Linked DNA regions of Homo sapiens: region 2 is linked to region 1. Evidence: chromatin loops called from intact Hi-C (ENCODE). Cell type or tissue: CD4-positive, alpha-beta T cell. All regions are shown on one strand. Each heading gives the region's core, and the rest is flanking DNA. Links, peaks and the distances in the headings are about the cores only.

The links. A loop is a pair of places that touch in the nucleus more often than their neighbours do. Peaks named below come from ENCODE experiments on the same cell type or tissue, not always from the same donor. Only the 100,000 strongest peaks of a DNase experiment are listed, where the experiment ranks them.
Region 2: a loop joins it to region 1, with 3 times the contacts of the local background. A loop is called at or near these places in 7 of 110 quality-filtered maps.

Annotation. Positions count from the first base shown.
Region 1 is chr3:18,440,837-18,449,177 of GRCh38, forward strand. It overlaps SATB1-AS1 (SATB1 antisense RNA 1), which reads left to right and starts at 4,401. Exons shown (of 7, transcript NR_125803.1): 1 at 4,401-4,606. It also overlaps a transcript of SATB1 not described here. RefSeq lists a silencer at 4,307-4,526. In CD4-positive, alpha-beta T cell, for the core only: a CTCF peak has its summit at 4,901; DNase peaks (open chromatin) are centred at 2,975, 4,035, 4,375 and 4,795; H3K4me3 peaks cover 6,097 bases; H3K27ac peaks cover 3,103 bases.
Region 2 is chr3:18,495,487-18,503,827 of GRCh38, forward strand. All of the region lies in intron 4 of SATB1-AS1 (SATB1 antisense RNA 1), which reads left to right. Among named protein-coding and RNA genes, the nearest start is that of SATB1-AS1, 54 kb to the left of the region's middle. In CD4-positive, alpha-beta T cell, for the core only: no CTCF peak of the experiment used is centred there; a DNase peak (open chromatin) is centred at 3,985; H3K27ac peaks cover 672 bases.

The DNA of each region.
Region 1 (8,341 bases), core at 221-8,220:
TGTTCTGTAATCTGATCACAAATGCTAAAAATGAATACTTAATATAATAAGCACAAACCACACAAAACTGAAAAAGACGAAAAACATTTTGAAATATCATAGAACTTAATCCAAGTTATCTGATTTACTCGAGATAGTCCTCATTTGTTAATTAAAAGCACCTGGCACCTTTAATATTTTGCAGCCTTGTGCCACTTTGGTCTTTTCAATATGTATGCTTATTCTGCTCTCTGAAATATCTGAAGGTAAACCATTCATAAAAATCAAACCCCATTCCTTAATTCCAATAGAAATATTGCTGAACTCTCCTGAGAGAAGCGGCAAGTTTGAAGATCAAATGATGATATCCTTCCTAACAGCATTCATGTAAAACGTGTTTTTTCTATTTTATGTATGCCACAAAGCTATGACAGTATATAGCAACTAATTTTCTTTTTATATATGAGTACTGAGCAAAATATTTCGTGGCAGCATTTAAAATAAGAACCCATCTTATCTAAAAAGTGTAAAAGGCAATCTGGGGAGGTTTCTATTTATAACATGAACAAAATTCTGATAATCAATATATTGAAAAGGGAAAAGAGATTAAAAACATTTTTGCATTCAACTACATCATGTCTAGAAATAGTCTGAAGATTGCTTTAGTCATATGCATTTATTTTAAATACTTCATCAATTCCAAGTGCTAATATATTAATTACAGCCATCCAAGACAATATGTATGGAAGAAACTATGTGTGTAAAGGGCATATCTATGTATAGCCCTTTTGGAAATTTACAGAACAGATGAAAACCCACTAGAGTGCTTTATAGAGTCCCTGCTGTATATCCATGTTGTGTTTAGCTTAACAGTGTTTGTAACCAAAATATTTTTACAATAATGAGGAACAGGTGCCTGTCACCTGACCTTTTAGGCCTAATTTACAATCCACAACCTGTCATATGAAAAAGAACTAAAAATTCTCCTCCAGATATTTTAGTCTTTACTAAGTTAATGTAGTATTTCTTTACCATCACTCAGCATATCATGTCTTATTTAATCACAGGTTCATATAGCTGGCAACAGATTTCTTTGCAGAAATAAACCAATATTCATTTTGTTGTCGTTCTTAAGATGCTGGGAGACAAAAGAACTACTTTTGTAGATTATCAACCAAAGAATATATTAATTTCTTACAAATCTGAACAAAAAACATTCCTTTTGAATACTTTTACATACAAAGAACTATTATTTATTACATATTTCAGCTTGTGGGAAAGTGAGGAATGCATTGATTCTGGAAATAACTATTCAGACTTTTGGAAGTTATTTAGGTCTTCTTTCTCTATCTTCCCCCCGCCCCCCATCCTGCCCTCCCACCAAATTTTAAGGAGGTAGTACTTTAGGAGGGAAATCCCTATTCGTTATTTTTTCATATATTATTTATATTCATTATTCAGAAATAAATACAAAATTGAATTGTAATTTTATTTCTCTTGTATAATGTTAGATGTAGCATTATCCAAATTTGACAATGCCTTGTATTTTATAGCTACTGTTTAAATATTATGTATTACCTATGACTGAACAACTCTACATTTAAAATATTGTTTTCATTAGAAAAAACTATGAAGTAGTAAGTGTCAAATGAAGATGAAGAATAAACATATTTGGTATATTTATAAAATGCATAGTCATTTAAAACGTGTACAAATAGAATACATAGTTTGCTACTGTTACATTTTATATAGTATACACATTGTCTACAGTGTATTTAATAATGTGCTTAACCAAGTTAATTAAAGTATTTATGTCTGATGATTGTGTAATAAACACTTGGAGAGGTAGTGAAAGATACAGCCAGTTACTTCTGCTAACTAAAGTTGAAATTATGCACTTATTATAACCTTTTCTAACAATGTGAGAAAAACAGAGTAAATATATTAAATTTGTTTCACAACAGATGCTTAGGTTGTTAATATTTAAGATGCCTATTCATGCTATTCCTGTCTGCACATTTGTCAAAAATGTAAGCTTGAATGCTAATGTTTGCCAGCAGACTGGAGCAGCCAGTATATGAATGTACTACTGTTCTAAGAAAATAATATGCAATAGAAATAGAGGACTACTGCTAAATCATAGCAGTAGTACCATACAGGAGATGAGAGGTTTTTAGAGCAAACACCTCAACCTTGGTTTTCTTCAGACTTAAAGTATGGGTTTTTGTTTTTGATTTTTGCAGCTACATTTGACCACAGAATAAATCTCACATTCCTGACATCTCAGAAAAATCCACTTTGGATAGAGTGTAAATTTCAACTAAGTTTCAACGGGATGAGTTACTCTGTCAGCAGTACAAACACCGTAAATTTCAGATTGCTTAGGACAAAACCTGACACCGAGCGGTAACATTTTACTCATTCTTACCCTACCCGCCACCCCCTTGAGAAAGTCAGGTCCCCTGGCCTCCAAGGATGCAAACATGGAAACCCAGTCAGTCAGAGCAGTAAGGTTCTCTCTGGGGAATAGGGCATCCTTCTGTTTTCCCTGTCTCTTTTATAACCATGTGGAGTCCAAGTCTTAGAACATTTGCTTGTAAGTCCGGAATGCCACTGAGAAAGTTCGCCAAGGAAGGGCGCAGAGGTCAAAGTTGCCAACCAGGACACTTTGAGAGAGGACCCTGTGGTTGACATTTGTTAGTGAAATTTGCAACACCTCAGTGGAGGCCAAGGCCAAAACTTTCAAGGAGATCCCTATGCCCCTTTCCCCTGTTGGTCTTCTGAGGTCATCCCAAGAGGAAACTGCGTTTCCCCAGTAAGCACGTGGCACTCCCCGGACCTGCCACCTGCCTGCTTCGTCCTTCTCGTCGTGGTTTCCCAAACCCCGGTTCTGCCGGCCCGGGAGCCTTAGCACTGGAGCAATAGGAAAAGGCCACCGCGCTCGGGTCTGGACAGCAGGAGGGAAACACGGTGTGGACTGCGAGGCTGCACCTGTGATGTCCCGGCCCCTGCTAAGAGGACGGCCCTTTCTTCTGCCTCTTGCCCAACTCCAAACCCACATTCACGCCAGCAGCCTCTCCAGGACCGGCCTCGCTACAGCCAGCGAGGGCTCGAAATGAGGAGTGCCGCGGCTTTCAAACTCCGGGCTCCAACTTGAGCGCCCCGGCGCCCGAGTAGCTCCCGGGATGCAGAAGTTGCCACAAACTTCCCAGGCCCCTCTTCGCCGATGCTTACAATCAGCCGCGCAGGCAGGGAGCGGAGGGAGGCGGAGATGGACCGGGAAAGGATGCTGAGCAGACTCGCGATCCGGTGGGGGAACATTACCACTCCCGCAGCCCACTCCTCCAGGCACCTTACTGCCCGCCCGGCTCCAGAACGCACCGAGAGGCTCCCCTTTTCCCCATTTGCTTCCTTCGGTCTTTTCCACTCCCCTTTCCTTTTCTAAAAGGGGCCATACCGGTGACCTGAAGGAGTTTGTTCAGCCAGGGTCTATTGGGCAGGTGTGGTGGTGTGTCCACACCCAGACAGAAAACGAATGGCATCTTCAAATCCCCCATCCCGACCGCTCTCCCCTACTCTACCAGCCCACCCCTCCAAGGTCCGTCTGCGTGAGAAAAGGGGCTCGGAAGACCGTTGAAGCCCTGCGCCCACGAGAGGGGAGCCCAGCCGCCCCAATAGGGGACGAGGAGTGGGTGCTACGGAGAAGTTTGGATTGATTCCGGAAAAAGAGGGACAGAGATAAAACAGCAAGAGTAGCAAGGGGAAAAGGGAGGCAAAAGAGCAGAACTCACTCAGGCATGGACGTTGGGGGCGGCGGTGGCTGTCGAGTGCGGGCCTGAAACCAAGAACGGCTCCCCGGGCGGGCGCGCCGGCGTCGGACTTCCGAGGCGGCGGCTTCTGCCTCTCCTGCCGCCGCCGCCGCCGCCGGAGCTGCGGCTGCCGCGGAAGTTAATTGCAACTTGACTTCAAGTTGTCCTCTTTCCCCATACGAAGTGGGCGTTTAAAGGGGAGAGCGAGGCGAGGAGCGAGCGAGCGAGCGCGCGGGGCCAAGGGAAGGAAGAGAAGGAGGGGGAGGGAGGAGATGTTAACGGGCGGGGGGGGGAGAAGGGGGAGGGGGCGGCGGCGGGGGCGGGAGGGGGAAGGGGCCGGCGGGAGCTGCTCTCGTCTCGTCGGTCGCGGCGCCTGCAGTCTGGAGGCGCACCGGAGCGGCCGGGGCGTCCCCCGCGGGAGCCCGCAGCCACCCGGGACGCGCATCCAGACGTGGCGCTTCGGACCGGGCACGCTGCGCCCGGGGGCTCGGCGGACCCCGCGTAGCCGCCGCTTCGGAGCTTGTGCGGCGCGGGCTGGCCAGCGGGGCGGCCAGGGCCCGGCCCGCCTCCCCAGCGCCCGCCCGGCTTCTCCCCCTGGCGGTGGGAGCCTCGGCGGCCGCTGGCGACACTAGGCGCACTGAAGCCCGAGCCGAGCCGAGCCCGAGCCGCCGCCGCCGCCGCCGCTGCTGCGCACCGCTCCCGGGCTCCCTCCCAGCGCGCCGGCCGGGGTGTGGGGGGCGGCGGGCCGGAGGGGCGAGGGCGGGCCAGGGGGCGCACACGGGGGTTGGCGCGGAAGACAGGACCCTCAGCCTCGAGGGGTAAGTGTGGGCGCTTGGGGGTGCGCTTGGGGTGCGCGGCGCGGTTCTCGTCGCCCGCCAACCCTGCCCCCTCACCTCTCCGGGGGCCCCCAACACGCGCACTCCTCCTCTTGTCGCCTGCGGCTTCCTCTTGTTGCTTGTTGTTTGGCTGGGTTTTGGGGGGTGAGTAGAGGGGGTTACTGTAGTGTGTGTGCAGGCGGAGGAGGAAGTCAGGTGAGAGGCCGCGAAGCACCCCCACCCCAACCCAGCCTGCGTGGGGTGTATGCTTCCCCACTAGGGGCATTTGGGCCATTTTTTTTTTCTCCGTCAATGTTCGGTCGAGACGATGTTTCCTAGAGGGCCTCCTTCACTTACAGTCTGGTCTGTCCATCTCCCTTCATCCCACCCTCGTCCGTCTTAGCCCCTTGTCCAGGAGCCCTGCACCCCAAGTGAGGAGCACGTGGCGGAAGGAGGAGGAGGCCCTCTCTTGAAGACCCCCACGCTGTGACCCAGCCCATTAGTTTAAATATTTATCCTCACATCACCAGCTGTACTTTTCAACCCACTGGAACAAGACGCCTAGGCAAGGTCCAATTTCCCCAAAAAGCTGGGGGCAAAGCGGGAGAGATGAGGGTTTTATTGACATTGGGAGAGAAGGGGCCAAGGAACCTTCCCAAGTGGAGACTGAAACTCAAAAAATCTCTACAAAAAGACTAGGGTGACTGGAGGCTCAGGACTGCAGGCTTAGGAGAAACTGGAGCTCCATCAACTTTATTTCTCTCCCCCTGCCTCTCCTCCCCCCAGCTCTGAGGAAGCTAACAGGTCTTTTGTTTTGTATTGTGTAGCCTTTGGGAAATTTGCATTGAGTATGTCAACAGAAAATTACTACTGTTTACTCAAAGGGATTGCAGAAAGATAAAACATAGTAACATAGTTTTTACTTTTCCTCTTCTTTGTACGCTTGTGTGTATTTGGCAAGAAGTGTAGTTAGGTTCATGGCATGAACTGCAAAACGTCAGGTTGTAACAATAAGGACTGTAGAGCTGCCTAGGTGTATTTTTAGAAGCCGCACTTTCTTGAATTCCTTTCACACAAGGCTTGCTCTCTCATTAAGTCCCCATAAATAATTTTATTTAGAGAGGAGGAAACTATGGAAGCAGGAGGGAGATTGCTAAGATTTCCATCCTGCCAGCGCACAGCACTGTTTGCAGGGAAGTTCCTGGAAAGTGATTGTGGGCTGAGAATTCAGTTTTTCCTAAAAGCTCTGTTAGGTCCTGTTGTGTCAGATGGCTATGAATAAAGCACGCTGGGAAAATCCTGATATCCGTGCAGTCTTATTTTATCTTTTACACAGTGGTTGATTCGACTTTCAAGCCCTGGTGACAAACACATCAACTCTGCTGTATTTTTGTGTGCTTTTTCTAAATAAAGGAGAATACAGCATGTATTCATGCTGCTTTTTTCCCCTCATCCATGGTTATTGAATTCACTGGAAGTTATTCATCTTTTTTCAGTTGATCATCATTTTATGCCGAGACCACAATTCCAAACATATAGGAATTTTTTAAAATTATGAATTAGGGTTCTTTTAGGGAACCAACCCTCCTTTTTAAAGATACAAGTGCCCACCACAACTCCTAGTTTTGTAAAGCAAAGCAAAAAGGTATAAATGATTATAATGAGCAAAACATAGTAAAACGTTTTCCTTCTTGGATCACTTTCTGTCCCCACAGGTCCCAGGAGACATTAAATCCTCCTGCCTTAATTTACCAAAATGCTGCATTTCCTAACCAGTAACAATATCTGTGTCTGAGAAAGACATCAGGTTTGGAATGGAAAAAAATACATTCTCGGTATTTAATTACTGCTTAACAGTAATTTATTGTAGCAGGCAGTTGATTTTCCAATTCTGAAAGCCTGAAATGAAGCTGAACAGAAATTTGAAATTTTTAAAAAAGGTTTTTTTTTCTTTCTTACACTCTTATATACTCATCTGCTTCCCCAAGTTATCAGCCAAGCCCCTATAACTGAAAGTATGATATGCTCCTCTGAGTTGAACCGAGACCATTTTGCCCCTCATTTTTTGAATTTGCTTTTTCCTCCCAATAGTCTTGTATAGAAAGCACATGGGCTCTGTTAGAATACAGAATTATGCAATTCTGGGTGCAGTGCATTAAATGACATAGTTTGATAAACTCTTAAGCCTTACAGCTCAGATGTTAATAAAATATTGTAGTTGGCCACAAATTTCATAGCACAAGGCTAAGATCATTTTTCAGAAGAAAGGGGCATTTAATCTGGATTATTTGGTTAGTTGCTATGGTCTGAATGTTAGTGTTCCCCCAATATTGGGGTTCATGTGTTAGAACCTAATATCAAAAGTGATGGTATTAAGAAGTAGGGCCTTTGGGAAGTGATTAAGTCATGAAGGCTTCAACCCTCATGAGTGACAGGAGTGCCTTTGTAAGACAGGCTGAATCTAGCTACCTTGCCCCTTCCACTGTGTGAGGACACAGCAACAAAAGTGCCATCTGTGAAGCAAGGAGTGAGCCTTCACCAGATACTGAATCTGCTGGTGCTGTAATCTTGGACTCCTCAGCTTCCAGAACTGTGAGCAATAAATTTCTGTTGCTTATAAATTACCCAGTCAAAGATAATTTGTTGTAGCACCTCAAATGAACTAACACAATAATACATTTGTGCTACTAGATTTTTTTAACAAGTCCAAATGTGACTTAAATGACTGAAAGACAAATCTGGAACATATCAAATGGCCAATAATAGTAGCTGGTATCAAAAGCTGCACTGGTTATTTCCTTAAAAGAATAGACAATAAAATATTGCCTACTAAATATTAGAAGAAAGATCAAGGGAAAGGATAAAACAGCATTGGCCTTGAAGGAAGTTATTTGCTGGAAAAAAGACATCAAAATGTGAAAAGACAATGGATCAGTTAGTGGTTTGAATCAAAGAAATACTTGAGGAAGAAAAAATATATATATATATGTACATATTTTTCTCTTAAGACCAGAGGAATCAGAGATCCTAAAGCTCTAGGTTGGAAGGTATTTTTAAAGTTAATTTGTTCTGTCAAATCTTTAGAGGCCATTCAATGCAGATATTTTGGGTGTGAAGGGGAACTTACTACTTACCGCCATTAAGGCAAGGATTTTTACCTATACCGTACTTACCAGAGAATAGAGTTCACTATATATTGTGCAAGTGAATGGATAATTTCAAAAGTATTTCATCTTTATATACTTTATTATGTTTTTACCTTATATATATTTTTTTACCTTATATTGCACAGAATTAGTCTTCCTGAAACTTCCAACCGTTAGTCTTCGTCCTGCCAGTTGCAGCCAAACAGAACAAATTTGTTTATCAGTCAAGATAGGCAATGTGCTGGAGTAACAATTCCAATTTTTTAGTGGCCTGTAACAGCAAACGTTTTCTTGGTTATGGTTTGAATCCATTGCAGTTCAGCTGGTCTGTTCCATGTCTGTCACTCCAGGTCCCTGGCTAATGGAACAGTTGCCATCTTGAATGTTTCATGTTGTTATGGCAAAAATAAAGATCACTCTGGAGGGTTTCATGCAGACATTTAAATGCTATGGCCCAGAAATGCCATACATCATATGGCCTCACAAAGAATTAACCAGGATTAGTTGTGTGGCTCCAAAGAATCATGACAAGAAGGTCGGATAGTGCAGCCTATCTTGTACCCAACAGTAGAGAGCTGTGGTACACAATTCT
Region 2 (8,341 bases), core at 31-8,030, 54 kb after region 1:
TAGCAATAAGAATAGTGCAAGATTAAGACTCTTTTCTAGTAGCCATGGTAAGAGTACCACCTGACATTTGTAGAGATTGTTATACATTTTCAAAGTATACTTAAATGCATTAGAGAAAGAGGCAGTGTAGTGTAAAGGTCAAAAACTTAGACTTTGGAGTTAAGGCAACACTTTTTTAGCAATGTAAAGGCTTAGTTTCTTTATCTGTAAAAATATAGATAATAGTACCTAAGTTGTAGCATTATTATAAAGATTAGATGTATGCGAATAGCTTAGTCTTATAACTGTGCCCTAGTTAGCACAGCATAAACGGTAGCTATCATTGTTACTACCCTAATAATGCAGGTATCCTTTTCACTTGTTTTATATATTTAGATCTTAAGATAGTTATTATAAATTTATTGCTACAGTACAGAATTTTTTTTTAAAAATCTACATCGGAACTGAGATCCCTGGAAAATTTGCACCACATTCCAGCAAAGAGGCACAAGAGAACAAGATAGGCAGTTGAATTCTCCGTGACCAAATAAACCACATTCTCATACAAAGCGCCTCCAAGATCACAGATTCCAGCTGACATCTTCTAAATAGTATCTTCAAATACTGTAAACATGGCTAAAAACATCTTCTAGGTTATCAATTTTAAACCAGAGACTAAAATTTGGATAGTGCTGACGGAGCACCAAATAGTGCTGAAACAGATTGCATCAGCCTCCTATTTTTGCACTCCATGCCATTAGGAACACCTTCTTTTACGATCTTTTTCTGAGGTGCTAATTCACTAAACAAACAGTACATGTTACCCCAGGCACCAAATCCTTCAGGATGCTCCCAAGTTGCCCATTTTCCTTGGAATGGTTTGGGGGCCACAGAAAGCTCAAGAACTGTTTCAGAGCCTGCTGCCTGGGGTGCCAAAGAATTATGCACGAATAAAACCCTGCGGGGAAAATGTAAGATGCTAACTTAGAATGGATAGAAAGAAAAAAGAATGGATAGAAAGAAAAAAGCTTTAAACCATCAGCAAAATTCAAATTAGAAAGGGATAGGTAGTCACAAAAATGATCTGAATTGTGATGTAAAACAAAATACAAAAATAACATGCTGAAGTCTGATGTTCTGGTGTAGCAAACCCATTCACTAATTCTGAAATGGAATACTATTCTTATATGATGCACATTATAGTCCCAAATGCCAAAATTAGAACTTAGACATATATAATTTTGGGGAGACCTTTAAATATGAGACCCTCTTTGAGCATTTAAAAAATATTAAACATCTGAAAAATGATGTACATACATCTTTTTTAGGATGTATATATATTCTATATCAGATTTTTTATTGGAAAATCTAAGCCATCATTACCCTGAGAGAGGGCAGTCAAGGAGAGCAGAAGAGCCCCAAGCATGTATTCTCAGAGTCCGTTTACTATAAATTGGAAAAGACAAAGAAAATGATAACTGTAATCAATTTGCCTTTACCTTGATGTCATTCTAGAATTTTGAACCATTTAATTTTGTTTTCTCCCAATCCTGGCCACAGCACTTTTTTCTCCTTTTAGCTATTCATTGAGAAAACATGAGAAATAAGGGAGGCTTCAAGAATGGTTTGAGGTAGTATGTCCATCCCCCAGGTTGAAGAGTACTCTGCCATTTGGTTTTGGTGGCTTCTCCTTGCCTTATGTTTATCTAGGTCTCTGGCTTCAGATCTGGCATACACACAACATCTGTGTGTATGTTGTATGTGTATTTTAGATGGTTGTCTTCAATTAGAGAATAATACTTCTGAGGTGGCATCTCAGGCATAGTCATTTTTTAAAGGAGTTCTTACTTTCTGGGTATGTTTTGCTTAGAGATAAATATGTTTATCCTCCGTTTTAACACCAAAGAGATGGCTGTAAAAACAGTTGGATCCAAATGTTAAAAGTAAAATGGGAAATTCTCTTTGAGCAGAGTGTGCAAGGAAAGCAATATTTTTGTACAGTTTGCTATTGTTTTATGAATCTTTAGTATAATAACACCCTGATGTTTTACTCAGCTCATTTATGTGTCTGCATATTCACTCCGAAATCCAAAATGTCATTTCAAACATTCCCAGACATGTTAATTCCTTTAAGTTGGTGTCAACTATTTCATATTTCCCAACTTTATCAAGGTATAATGGAATGAATTACAATTTCTAGTTCTTAGAAACAGCTAGAAAATTTGTTCAGCTTGGTGTTTAAAAAAAGCAAATGGCCAGTCCTTAGTTTCTGCTTCCTCAACAGTTTATGACTTTGCAGGAGTTATTTCAATGACTTCTCTTGGTAACTGCCAAGCCATCTCCTGCATTTGATTTAGTTTCTAGGAGACATTTTCTAGAAAAAGAAGAGAATGCTTGCAACAAAGATGGCAAATAGAATTACTGAATGTAACCCTTTCCCTGTAGGAATCTTGATGGGAGTAAGCAAATGTTTGATTGGTTTCACCAACCTGGGTCAAGTTGCTATGTGGGTGACTCTCACCTGGAGATCTGGTGTGAGAGACTGAATACTGAAGTCTTGAGAGCATGGTGGGAATGAAGGGCTGAGACAAGGGCACCAAACTCAGAAGAACTTAAAGCAATGTCAGGAGCTGAGATGTGGAACCTGGAAGCTAAGGAGAGCATGACAGTTTGGGCTGAAGTCCAGGTGGTCAGACAGAAATTCAGTGTGCATGTAGTTATGGGCATTCTAAGGTTAGGTTGGATTCATTTATAGGACTTTTGGGTGAGCCTAAGACACAAGATTCACATTGGCTAAACCCACTTACTATATCTTAGGATAACAAATTTTATCCTTTACATAAAGATAGTATCTTTAATTTGTTTCAAAACTATGTCTTGAGCTTCATAATGCATTGAAGAAGGGGATGAGATTAAGTTTAGAATATGCTCTATTTCCTGTTGCAGGATTTAAATTATGAATGAATGAGTGTGTGAATTAGATCTATTTATAAGTTAACTGTCTCCATCTCCTTTGTTTATAAAATAGCTTTATGTGTTGATTTCATGACAGAAAAACTCAGCCTTGAAGGTTTTCCCAACAAAACTATAACTTTCACTTAAGTTTTTCATTTTCTGACTCCCATACACCCCCAACCCACCCTCACAAACACACACACACACACACACAAGCACACATATTTTACAGTTAAGTATAAGATATCCCTCTGGAATTTCATTTTTTAGGGTTCTCTAAATTTTTTCAAGCTTCTCTCTTTTTTTAAACTTCTGTTTTTGGTTCTATTCCCAGAACCCATATACACCTCACCCAGAGTTTACCTCGAATCCACTAATTTACTGCCCTAGTCATGAAATGTAACTTATTCAATAGGTGAGGTTTTTTTTCCTCCTGAGAATCCCAAAAAGAAAAATCATGAAAATTGCATTTATTGGTCAGAATTTCCACGTTTCAAAGTTCTGATATTTTAGTATCTGATCAGGAGAGAAAAAAGTCTTTCACATGGAAATTAAATGATTTATACAAATTAGTTTGAAATTTGAGATAGAAATAAGATCATTGAAATATATTCAGAGATTTAGCCTGAAAATAACTGAGTCTTGAGGTCATCATCTGAAACAATGTGCCTTATTATTTTGAAATAATTATAAAGATGGTTCGAGTAAGCCTATAGTTCTAGAAAATTCCTTATAGAGTTACTATAAATACTGAACAGTAGTCTTTGAATCATGGGGATGAATGGGTTTCATATAAGTCATTCACAAATGGCTCAGTGGACAAATTTTATCTCAGAAAGAGAATGCCCCATAGGAGTTAAAATTATCATGGCTGAGAATTCCTAGATGATGTCACCAGAATCTGAAAACACTACTGTGGATGCAATAATGATGCTATCTGCATTTTCTGGGTCTAACTTCTGACAAGGAATCTGAGTTTTCTGGCAAGCAGAATGCACATCAGAGTACACAAGGGGCATGTCTTGGCAACTTCCACCTGAGCACACATGCACGGCTTCCTGTTTTGGTCTGATAGCTTCCCCTGGGCTTTTGTTAATGCAAAATTACCCACACAGAGATGGGTTGCCCATGCAAAAGAGTAGGTGTCTTATTTTGGGAAAGTTTGCTTCACATTATCTTTGTTGTTTTATTCTACTAACCCTATTTCCTCTTTTATTTTACACTAGCGTTTTAAATTCACTTCATTTGTCTGTGAGAAATACTTCCCCCCGCCCCCTCACTTCTTAGGCTTATTTCTCTTGTTATCTGTTTTCTTTTTCTTCTCTAGGCACTGCCTTATTACTGCTTCATTTGTTTGCAATATTAATGTCTGCTAAAATGTCTTAAGATATACAATGTTAATTCATTTGCTCAATGATTTAAAAATATTTGTGAGTCTCTCACTCCTCCACATGTACATATACCTTGGAGGTAGGACAAAGGTGCCTTAAATATTCATTGTACTTTCAGGTTTATACAGTTTGGGTTGGGAGTTATACTTTCACAAACTGTGGTACAAAAATAAAAAGTGATGGCTTCTATAAAAGGTAATGATGAAATGCTATGAGGCATTTTCTCATGTGCTTTTTGGTCATTTTGTGTGTGCGTATATATATATTCCTTTGTGAAGTGCCTGTTCAAATCTCTTGCCCATAATTTTCCACTGGATTAAAAAAATTGCATTATAGAAATTGTTACATAGTCTAGGTACAAGTCCTTTGCATGTATATATTATATGTACATACATGTGGCTTTTAAACCTATTTTCTTACGATTTTAATTTCTGTGAAGTCTACTATATCTTTATGCTTTTCCTTTAATAGTGAGTGCTTTCTGTGTCTTGTAAAAGGAATTTTTTGTTATTCTTAAGTCACTAAGATATATGCCTGTGTTTTCTTTGATGTCTAGGTCTACATAATAAATCATTAGAGAAATGTGAATTAAAACCAATGAGTTATTACTACAGAGTCACTAGAATGGCTACAACTAAAAGACTGACAATACTAAGTGTTGTTGAGGATGTGAAACAAGTGGAATCACCATACACTGATAATGAGAGTATAAAATGACAAAACGACCTAGGAATTAGTCTGGCAATTTCTCATGTAAACATACACCTGTCCTACGACTCACCATTTATGCTTTTAGGTTTTACTAAAAAGAAGTGAAGACATGTGTCAACAAAAAGATTTGTACAAGAATGTTTAAAGCATCCTTATTCATAATAGCCAGTCACTCCAATGTCCATCAATAAAACAGTAGATAAACAAACTTTGGTTTATTCATATAATAGAATATTACTTGGCAATAAATATATACAAATTACTGATATACATAAATAATATAAATTATTCTCAAAATGCTGAGCTAAAGAAGTTTTCCACAAAAGAGTATATGCTATATGATTTCATTTATATGAAGGGCCAGAATAGGTAAAACTCACCTGTGATGAAATAAAGCAGTGGTTCTGTGGTCTGAATGTTTGTGTCTCTCTCAAATTCATATGTTGAATCTACTTACCAGTGTGATGACATTAGGAGGTGGGGACTTTGGGAGGTGATTAGGTCAGCAGGACAGAGCCCTCATAATTGGGATTTACTGCCCTTAATCCCAATTAAAAGTTTCCAGAAATCTCTCTTGCTCCTTCCACCAAGTGAAAAAAACAGCAAGAAGGCACTATCTATAAATCAGAAAACAGGCCCTCACCAGACATTGAATGTGCTAGTGCCTTGATCTTGGACTTTCCACCCTCCAAAGCTGTGAGAAATAAATGTTGTTTATAAGTCATTCAATTTGTAATATTTTGTTAGGGCAGTGTTATGCTGACTGTAACAAGCGGGGATTGACTGGAACAAACAAGGAGGAAATGTGCTTGAGCAATGGAAATGTTATATATATAGATAGGAGTGTGAGTTATACAACAGTTTATCTTCATCAACACTGGGGGAATGCACATTTAAGATTTGAGCATTTCATTGTATGCAAATAATACCTCCTTAAAACAATGAAAAAGTTCTAGAGGGCAGATTTTGCAATTAATTGATTAGAAATATGGCATATTGGTTTACATATTGGGTTATACTCAGAGTCTCAAACCATAGTTCTGAAACTTATTAGCTGGCAAAGTCTGGTAAGTAACATAACCTCCCTGAACTTGTTTTCCCTTTGCACAGCTAGAATAATACCTTCTTTAAGAGATGTTATAGGAATGTATGTAAAAGGCTTATCACAAGGGCTGACATAAGAAATTACTTTATTGACTAATTCTCCTCCTTTTTGTCCTTCTTCTTGTTTATTACTTAGTAAAGTGTCAAATATGGCTGTCAGGTTTTGGTTGCTGCTGTTTGTGAAGATGATAAATTGTTAACAGAAATACAGAGCACACTAGTAAGATCATACCTGGGAGAGAATAATGAGTCATCTAATGAATTTGAGACAAATAGGGATGTCCTGAATGTAGTGTCAATAATGGGTCTTGAATTTGGGAGAGAAATCAGAAAAGGAGCTTTGGATCTGAGGTGTGCTGAACAGATACACCAGATCTCTGGGGATGGGAAGGGTCTGGAAAGGTGTGACTTGTAGTATTTGCTGGTTTCCATGCTGTAAATACTGTGTCATGACCAATTTAAAGTTACCAAACCAGATTGCAAAATTCCTGAATGTTTATCAGTCAGCTCTTTTCAGCTGGTGACTGCCACCTCCAGCAAACTGCTAGATCTGAGTCATCTGCTGAGACAGAGAATGAGAAAGATACAATTATTTTCTCACCTTACACCAGGTCTTCTTGCTTGCAGGATACATTGAGTTTAATTAAATTATTTTGCTATGAATCCCCATTTCTGAATGTCTCTCTACAGCTCACGCTATTTTCAGTTATGTATGAAAAACACTTTATCTTCTTGTGCCCACTACCTTCAAAGAGGGCCTCCTTTTTATAATACAGAGGCCACCCAGGGGCCACTAGGCCTCAGTCTGGGAGAGATTCAAGCACAGCCTCACACTGTGAAAAAGAGCAACTCTTCCCTTCTTTTCCTCAGTGCTAGGCTTCTGCCTCACTTAAGAAAATATTTCATTCTCTCCTTGCTGGGAAAGACAGGGACACTTTCAAATCTAGTTCATTATCTCCTACCTCCCATTCCTCCCCCTGTCCAGTTCATAAGTCTGTCTGCATGAACCGCAAGTGTAGACAGAGTTGTTTTCATGAGCTGGAGGAATACTGACAAACCATGGAATGGGGTTTAAAACTTTATGTAATGTCATAGAGCTGTCTATAGCAATAAGAGTACTTTTGTTAAGAGTACAAGAAGACTCTTCTTAACTTACAGGCAAACTAAACACTCTGTTAAAATTACATTTCCAGAAGTTCTTTGTCCTAAAAATAACAGGAATGTAAAGAATTTTTTGCCCAGGGATGTTTCTTTTCAATATTACTTTTTATAGCAAAATAAAATGAAAAACAAACAATCAACAGAACTATACGCCCATGTTTCCATGGTAAAATGTGACATACTCATTAAAAATAACATTATGTAGTCCTTAAGATGATTATGATTGTTATTATTATTTTTAAGACAGAATCTCACTCCGTTGCCCAGGCTGGAGTGCAGTGGCATGATCTTGGCTCTCTGCAGCCTCTGCCTCCCATGTTCAAGTAATTCTCCTGCCTCAGCCTCCTGAGTGGCTGGGACTACAGGCACGTGCCACCACGCCCGGCTAATTTTTTCTATTTTTAGTAGAGACGGGGTTTCACCGTGTTAGCCAGGTTGGCCTCGATCTCCTGACCTCGTGATCCGCCTGCCTCGGCCTCCGAAAGTGCTGAAATTACAGGCATGAGCCACTGCGCCTGGCCTTCCTTAAGATTATCAATGAAAAAAGTTTTATTCTCATGAAACATGTTTATACTATACTTTAGTATGGCATTTACCATTTTAACTGTTAAAAATATGAAAAGAGGAATGATTGGAAATGAGTTTTTCAGACTGTTAAGTCACTATTATTACCGTGAATTTTTCTTTTGGTAGTGGGATTTTGGGTGGTTTCTTCCTCCTTCTCTGTGCACTTAAGTGCTTTTCCAAATTTTCTATACAACAAGCAAAAAATATCTTTCAATAAATTCCCGATGCCCCCAGAGACCACATTTATATTCCACCATCTTTTGTTTATCTATTCCGGTTTTTTTTTAAATTCAAAACCCATTTGAAGTCTATAGTCAAATTATTTTTATAACACATATAGGACAAATGTCTAGTAGCATAAAAATGGGCTCCTTTAGCTATGATGTACAGTGGTGTCACCTCTCTGGTTATTTTCTCTTGTGCTTCAATAAAGAAGGCTAGTTTAAAAAATAAGAACCTAAGCTTTCCTCACT